Regions from separate parts of the Homo sapiens genome. Here region 2 is linked to region 1. The links are chromatin contacts, found by Hi-C or POLR2A ChIA-PET in ENCODE. All regions are on one chromosome and are shown on one strand. The core of a region is the stretch at or near the end of the contact, and the rest is flanking DNA. Distances in the headings are between cores, read along the strand shown. Region 1 holds the start of WDR45 (WD repeat domain 45). Region 2 holds the start of CCDC22 (CCC complex scaffolding subunit CCDC22).

Region 1 (3,508 bases), core at 840-3,339:
GGTTTCCCTCTGTTGCCCAGGCTGGAGTGCAGTGGCGCGATCTTGGCTCACTGCAACCTCTGCCTTCTGGGTTCCAATGATTCTCCTGCCTCAGCCTCCCAAGTAGGGGACTTACAGGTGCCCGCCACCACGCCCGGCTAATTTTTTGTATTTTAGTAGAGAGGAGGTTTCACCGTGTTACCCAGGGTGGTCTCAAACCCCTGAGCTCAGGCAATCCACCTGCCTCGGCCTCCCAAATTGCTGGGATTACAGGCATGCACCACCATGCCCAGCCCTTTTTTTTTGAGACGGGAATTTCGCTCGTCTCCCAGGCTGGAGTGCAATGGCAGGATCTGGGCTTGCTGCAACCTCCGCCTCCTAGGTTTAAGTGGTTCTCCTGCCTCAGCCTCCCCAGTAGCTAGGATTACAGGCGCGTGTCACCACGCCCGGCTTTTTTTTTTTTTTTCGAGACAGAGTCTCACTCTATTACCCAGGCTGGAGTGCAGTGGTGCGATCTCTGCTCACTGCAACCTCCTCCTCCTGGCTTCAAGTGATTCTCCTGCCTCAGCCTCCCGAGTAGCTGGGACTACAGGCACGCACCACCATGCCTGGCTAACTTTTTGTATTTTTAGTAGAGAGGGGGTTTCACCATGCTGGCCAGGCTGATCTCGAACTCCTGACCTCATGATCTGCCTGCTTCGGCCTCCCAAAGTGCTGGGATTACAGGCGTGAGCCACCGCGCCCAGCCTATTTATTATTTCTTAATGTAAAGTTTAATTAAAAATCCTTCCAGCCGGGCGCAGTGGCTCACGCCTGTAATCCCAACACTTTGGGGGGCCGAGGCAGGCGGATCACCTGAGGTCAGGAGTTCAAGACCAGACTGATCAACAGGGAGAAACCCGGTCTCTACTAAAAATACAAAATTAGCTGGGCGTGGTGGCACATGCCTGTAATCCCAGCTACTTGGGAGGCTGGGGAGGCTGAGGCAGAAGAATCCCTTGAACCCGGGAGGCGGAGGTTGTGGTGAGCCAAGATCGCGCTAATTGCACTCCAGCCTGGGCAAAAAGAGCCAAACTCTGTTAATCAAAAAAAAAAAAAAAAAAAAAAATTCCTTCCAGTATGCATATAATTTGGGGCCTTTTTTTAAAAGCTTTATCATAGGTAGGACCTCTTTTTTTTTTTTTTTTTAACCCAAAGCATTCATACCTTTTACTATCAAAAAGCTATTTTGTATTTTGTAAAAATAAAAGCAGAGGCCGGGCGTGGTAGCTTAAGCCTGTAATCCCAGCACTTTGGGAGGCCGAGGTGGGTGGATAACCTGAGGTCAAGAGTTCGAGACCAGCCTGACCAACATGGTGAAACCCCGTCTCTACTAAAAATACAAAAATTAGATGGGCGTGGTGGCGCACGCCTGCAGTCCCAGCTACTCCGGAGGCTGAGGCAGGATAACCGTTTGAACCCGGGAGGCGGAGGTTGCAGTGAGCCGAGATCGCGCCACTGCACTCCAGCCTGGGAGACAGAGCGAGACTCTGTCTCAGAAAACAAAACTAAACAAAACACAAAAGACAAAACTCAGAGCTGGCGGGGTTGGGGGGACAGGGTGGGGAGAAAGAAAGCGAAATCTGTTCCTTGGCTTCCCGGAGCCAAGGAGGTTTCTCCACTTTCAAGGTCTCCAGGTCCGCCCCCGCCTGTAACCCCCAGCGCCGCCCCTCTGGAAGCCTGGGAGGACTGTGTGTTGCGAACCGGGGCGGCTACTCTCGGCCGCCGCGGAGGTCCGCGTCTTGTTAGCAGGGAAGGTTTACTCCCCCATTGTGGGTGACCAAGGGGCTGAGGGCTTGGCCGGTTTCGCTTTGCTGGGGGCAAGGCACGCTCTCTCTCCCCACCCTTCCGGGTTCCCTCAGACAGTCTCGGCCTTGAGGAACCCCCTTCGCCTCCGGTCCCCCAGCCAACCTTCCTCCGCTCCCCGCGCCCTCCCCGGAGAACCCCACTGTCACTCGCGATGCTCCGAAGACCCGGGAACTAGGCGAGGAAGGCGGTGGCCGCCTTTTTCCAGCTGGGGTGAGTCATTTCCTGCGACAGGCTCCCTCCCCCGGAAGTAGGGCCTGATGTAAACACCCGAGCCGGGCTCCAAGGCCCGGGAGGTCAGAAAACCGGGCCGCGGGCGGCACCGACAGCTGGGGCCCGGGTCAGGGACACGCGGAGGTCAGGCCGGTGAAGGCGGCAGGAAGCTGGAGCACGATCCCAGGGTTGGTTGGGTCTGGGGGAGGCTGGAAGTCTTTCGAGTAGGGGTCTAAGGCAGAGGTCTTGAGTGGGTGCTGGCGTTGGAAGGAGCATGCGGCTGGTCTTGGGAGAGGGGCGAGGCATCCCGGACAGAGTCTTGGAATGGAGGTGCAAAAAAGGGGTGTTGAAAGTTGGAGCTGTCCAGAGAATAACTCTAAGGCAGAGCTGTCCAAAGAAAGAGCATGAGGCATTCCAGTGGAGGGTGTAACTGAAAGAAAGGAAGGAGATTTGGACTCTTGGAGGATGGGGGAGGGAGTATGTCTGGCCAGAGTTATTGGGGAGTTGAGGATTTGAAGGGAAGTTGGGGGCTCTATGGCAGTAATCTTAGTAGGGGACTGCGCAGGCATCTTAGGGGTTGAGGTTCTCCTAGGTAGGAGTTTTGGGTGGTTTGTTTTGGGCAAGGGTCTTAGAAGGCAAGGGTGCCCTGGGGCGGGGTCTTGGATAGGGGTCTAGAGGGGGAATCTTAGGAGGATGGGGGGGGTTCCTGGGGTTGGGTCCAGGCCAGGTTATGTTGTAGTCAAGGACAGCAGAACACAAGGAAGGAGATGTCCCAGGGGTGGAAAATTTAGAGTGCTAGGGGGAATCCTAGGGTAGAGTCCCCAGGGCATAAGCCAATCTAAGGGAATGTCTAGGCTGGCCCTGAAGGGTAGTTACCAAGGCATGAGAAGGGGTCATCCCAAGGTAGGCATCCTGAAGGAGTTTGGGGAAGCCGGTTGAGGGGGAAAGGTGTGAGAGGACTCTGGGGTGGTCAAATAGGTTGGGGTACAGTTAGAAGGGTATGAGCAGAGGAGTTCCTGGGGATGGCAGACCAAGCATAGCAGTCCCAGGGCCAAGTCAGGGAGGTACAAGAAGTGCATCTCCTAGCCCACTTTTGTCTATTTATTGAGAGAGTCCGGTGCTAGGTCAGGTTTGAAGATGAGAAATGGGTTGGGAGTGGTTCCAGGCCATGTCTGGCATTGGGATCAAGATTGGCTGGCGGTGGGGAGGAGATATCACGGGGGCACCCCCTATCACATTACTTCCTGACAAGTCAGTGAGGGCCAGCATGTAAAGAGGAGGTGTGGGGTCCACGTCAGTGTGGGCCTGGAGCTTGCCAAACCTGAAAGAAGGAGGGTTCCTGGCCATGTTGTTTGGGATCTTGGGAGCTTAGAGCAGAGACCCTGGGACTCTCTGTTTTTATCTTTTTCTTCCCCCCGAGACGGAGTCTCGCTCTGTCACCCAGGCTGGAATGCAATGGCTCGATTTCGGC
Region 2 (3,508 bases), core at 47-2,546, 160 kb before region 1:
GTTCTTTGCATACATATTGAGCTGCTAGAGTTTTGAGAAGACTAGATTTTAGGAGGCTGCTGTTTTCAGAAGTTCCAAATGTCAGGGTCCCTGGGTATCAAGATCCCTGAATATCAAGACCACCTAGTTTCAAGCAATACAAAAATCAGACTCCCTAGATGTTGGCATCCTGGGTTTTTAGGGCCTCTGAACGGAGGAGTCTTCGTGCGTCAGGGTGACCAAATGCTGATGTCAGATTTTAGAATTCTGGGTTTTTTTGGCTGGGCGTGGTGGCTCACACCTGTAATCCCAGCACTTTGGGAGGCGGAGGCGGGCAGATCACTTGAGGTCAGGAGTTGGAGACCAGCCTGACCAACATGGTGAAACCCTGTCTCTGCTAAAAATACAAAAATTAGCCGGGCAAGGTGGCGCACGGCTGTAATACCAGCTACTTGGGAGGCTGAGGCAGGAGAATCACTTGAACCTGGGAGGCGGAGGCTGCAGTGAGCTGAGATCACCCCACTGCACTCCAGCCTAGGCGACAGAGCGAGACTCCATCTCGGAAAAGGAAAAAAAAAAAAAAGAATCCTGGGTTTTTTTAAGCCCCAGGTGTTTGGGGAACTGGAGTTTGAAGGATCCCAAGTATCTGGTCCAGGGATTTTTTGGAGTCCCCGAGTGCCAGGGTCCTGGGGTTTTACGCTCCCTGGTTCTTAGGGCACAGGTGTCTTAGGGTCTCCAGATAACAGGGTCTCAGGGAACTGATGTTAAGATTCCCCAGATTACAGGGTTCCGGGTCTTGAGGTTTCAAGGTTGTAACGTCTCAAGGTGTCTGGGTCCCAGAGCTTTGGGTGTACCAAATATCATGGTTAAAGGATTTGGGAGGCCTCTGATGTCGGTGTCAGGGAGGGCGGTGTGTGTGTGCGTGTGTGTGTGTGTGTGTGTGTGTGTGTGTGTGTGTGTAAGGGGGTGAGGGTCTTAGGATCCTGGAGTTGGAGCCCTGAATGTCAGGATCCCGGGTTTTAAGGTTCCCGGGAAACGGGGTCCTGGGCTTTAGAGTCCCGGATGTGGGCTTCGGGGGTGGGCGGGGGCTCTGTCCTTACGTGCCGGCCTGGCGCAGCGAATGGATGAGGATTCGGTCCGCCTCCTCCATGGTGGAGCCGTGTCGGAGTCGGGGGCTGGGTCCAGGACCGGGTCCGAGAAAGTGGGGAGCAGCTGTAGAAACCCTGCTCCGTGCTCGCGGTCCACAGAGTGTCACGGGTCGTGTGGGGAGAGTTGGAAAGTGTAGTTCTGTGAGCGAGCACGGCGCATGCCGGATGTGAGGCCTGGGGTGAGTGTGCACGGAGGTTGAGCTTGCAATAGCTGCTGGGAACTGTAGTTCTTCCACCTGCAGTCCAGTGGGCTCTTCCAAGGGAAAAAGGAACAACCCGTGTGGTGGGGAGTGGAGGGGCCGGACAGAAAGGGGCTTCCTGACTCATTCGTTTAAGGCGGCATTCATCTTCTAGGCTATAAAAGTGTACACATTAAGGGCAGAATTTTAACACAAAGCGACTACTTCCCTGTGTCTTAGTCTCCTCATCTGTAAAATGGGACTATTGACAGTACCTGCTTTTTAGGATTAAAACAGAATTAATTTATATAAAGCACGTTGTACTATGTGCCTGACACATAAGATAAGAAAGCACTATGTAAGTTATAGTTACTAGTGTCCATGCATTCAATAAATGCTTTAATATGATACACATTTGTACACTCCAAAGAATAATTACACAGCAAATATCTATGTAACCGGCTGGGTGCAGTGGCTCACGCCTGTAATCCCAGCACTTTGGGAGGCCGAGTCGGGTGGATCACCTGAGGTCAGGAGTTCGAGACCAGCCTGGCCAACATGGTGAAACCCCCTCTCTACTAAAATGAGAAAAATTAGCCAGGCATGGTGGCACATGCCTGTAGTCCCAGCTACTCGGGAGGCTTAGGCAGGAGAATCACTTGAACTGGGGAAGCGAAGGTGGCAGTGAGCTGAGATTGCGCCATTACACTCCAGCCTGGGCAACAGAGCGAGACTCCGTCTCTAAATAAATAAATAAAGCAAAAGAAATCTATGTAACCATTTCTTGAACAGCCGACGCGCACCTGCAATCCCAGCAGTTTTGGAGGCCAAGGCGGGAGGATCGCTTGAGGTCAGGAGTTTGAGACCGGCATGGGCAATACAGCAATACACCATCTCTTAAAAAAAAAAAAAAAATTGACACTTGTCCAAGCAGACGTCCCCAGCAGAGCCAGCCAGCATGACCGAGCGCCGCGTCCCCTTCTCGCTCCTGCGGGACCCCAGCTGGGACCCCTTCCGCGACTGGTACCCGCACAGTCGCCTCTTTGACCAGGCCTTCGGGCTGGTCGCAGTGGTTGGGCACCAGCTGCTGGCCCCGCTACGTGCGTCCCCTGCCCCCGCCGCGGTCGAGAGCCCCGCGGTGGCCGCGCCCGCCTACAGCTACGCGCTCAGCCGGCAGCTCAGCGGCGGGGTCTCGGAGAATCGGCCCACAGCGGACCGCTGGCGCGTATCCCTGGACATCAACTACTTCGCCTCCGACGAGCTGACGGTCAAGACCAAGGATGGCATGGTGGAGATCACCAGCAAGCACGAGGAGCGGCAGGACGAGCATGGCTACATCTCCCGATGCTTCACCCGGAAATACACGCTGCCCCCCGGTGTGGACCCCACCAAGGTCTCCTCCTCCCTGTCCCCTGAGGGCACACTGACCGTGGAGGCCCCCATGCCCAAGCTAGCCACGCAGTCCAACGAGATCACCTTGGAGTCACGGGCCCAGCTTGGGGGCCTAGGAGCTGCGAAATCCGACCAGTCTGCAGCCAAGTAAAAGCCTTAGCCCGGATGCCCACCCCGGCCGCCGCCACTAGCCGTGCCCCCGCACCCACCTGTGTGTTCTTTTGATAGGTTTATCTTCTGTTGTTCTCAAATAAAGTTCGAAGCAACCCAAAATTTAAAAAAAAAATAGTTGGGCATGGTAGTGCACACCTGCAGTCCCAGCTACAGAGGCTGAGGTCAGAGGATCACTTGAGCACAGGAATTCAACGCTACTGTGAGCTATGATCACGCCACTGCACTCCAGCCTGGGTGACAGAGCAAGACCCTGTCTCTAAAAATAATAATAATTGATAATATTTGATCTTTTTTCCATAGAGATATTGCACATATATTAGGTTTTTCCTACATACTTCGAATTCCATATACTACTGGAAAATGACATCGTTTTTCTTATTTTAGTTTGACTGTTTGCTGCAGGTATATATTTGGTAAATATTTCATCTGTTGCCAGGCTCTGGCCCACAAACGTCCCATTTGCACCCCCACCGCCACCCTCCCATACAACACTGTTATTGCCCCGCCCTGCGGCCTTAATCCCTCCAAAGCTGGGGGAAGAGAGGGGGGTTGTGTGCAGATGGCCCTTCAATCTCGAAAGAAAGATGTCGGAATCTGAAGGCGGGAAAGGTGAGAGAATCCTTCCATCCCTGCAGA

Evidence for each region. Hi-C counts contacts between places; a loop is a spot of excess contacts on that map. ChIA-PET counts read pairs that join two places held with the same protein, here RNA polymerase II (POLR2A). Pooled maps may share reads with other maps.
Region 2: a loop to region 1 is called in a pooled map, with 4 times the contacts of the local background. The contact joins the promoter of CCDC22 here to the promoter of WDR45 in region 1. A Hi-C loop is called at or near these places in 4 of 50 pooled maps. POLR2A ChIA-PET finds 5 or more read pairs at or near these places in 2 of 52 experiments (WTC11 and activated B cell).

What each region holds. Positions count from the first base shown.
Region 1 is chrX:49,078,468-49,081,975 of GRCh38, reverse strand. WDR45 (WD repeat domain 45) reads left to right here and starts at 2,089. Exons shown (of 11, transcript NM_001029896.2): 1 at 2,089-2,225. RefSeq lists silencers at 1,320-1,389, 1,632-1,926 and enhancers at 1,632-1,926, 1,638-2,138.
Region 2 is chrX:49,233,258-49,236,765 of GRCh38, reverse strand. It overlaps CCDC22 (CCC complex scaffolding subunit CCDC22), which reads right to left and starts at 1,296. Exons shown (of 17, transcript NM_014008.5): 1 at 1,080-1,296. The coding sequence starts at 1,129. It overlaps CACNA1F (calcium voltage-gated channel subunit alpha1 F), which reads left to right and starts at 3,426. Exons shown (of 48, transcript NM_001256789.3): 1 at 3,426-3,481. The coding sequence starts at 3,457. It also overlaps the pseudogene HSPB1P2.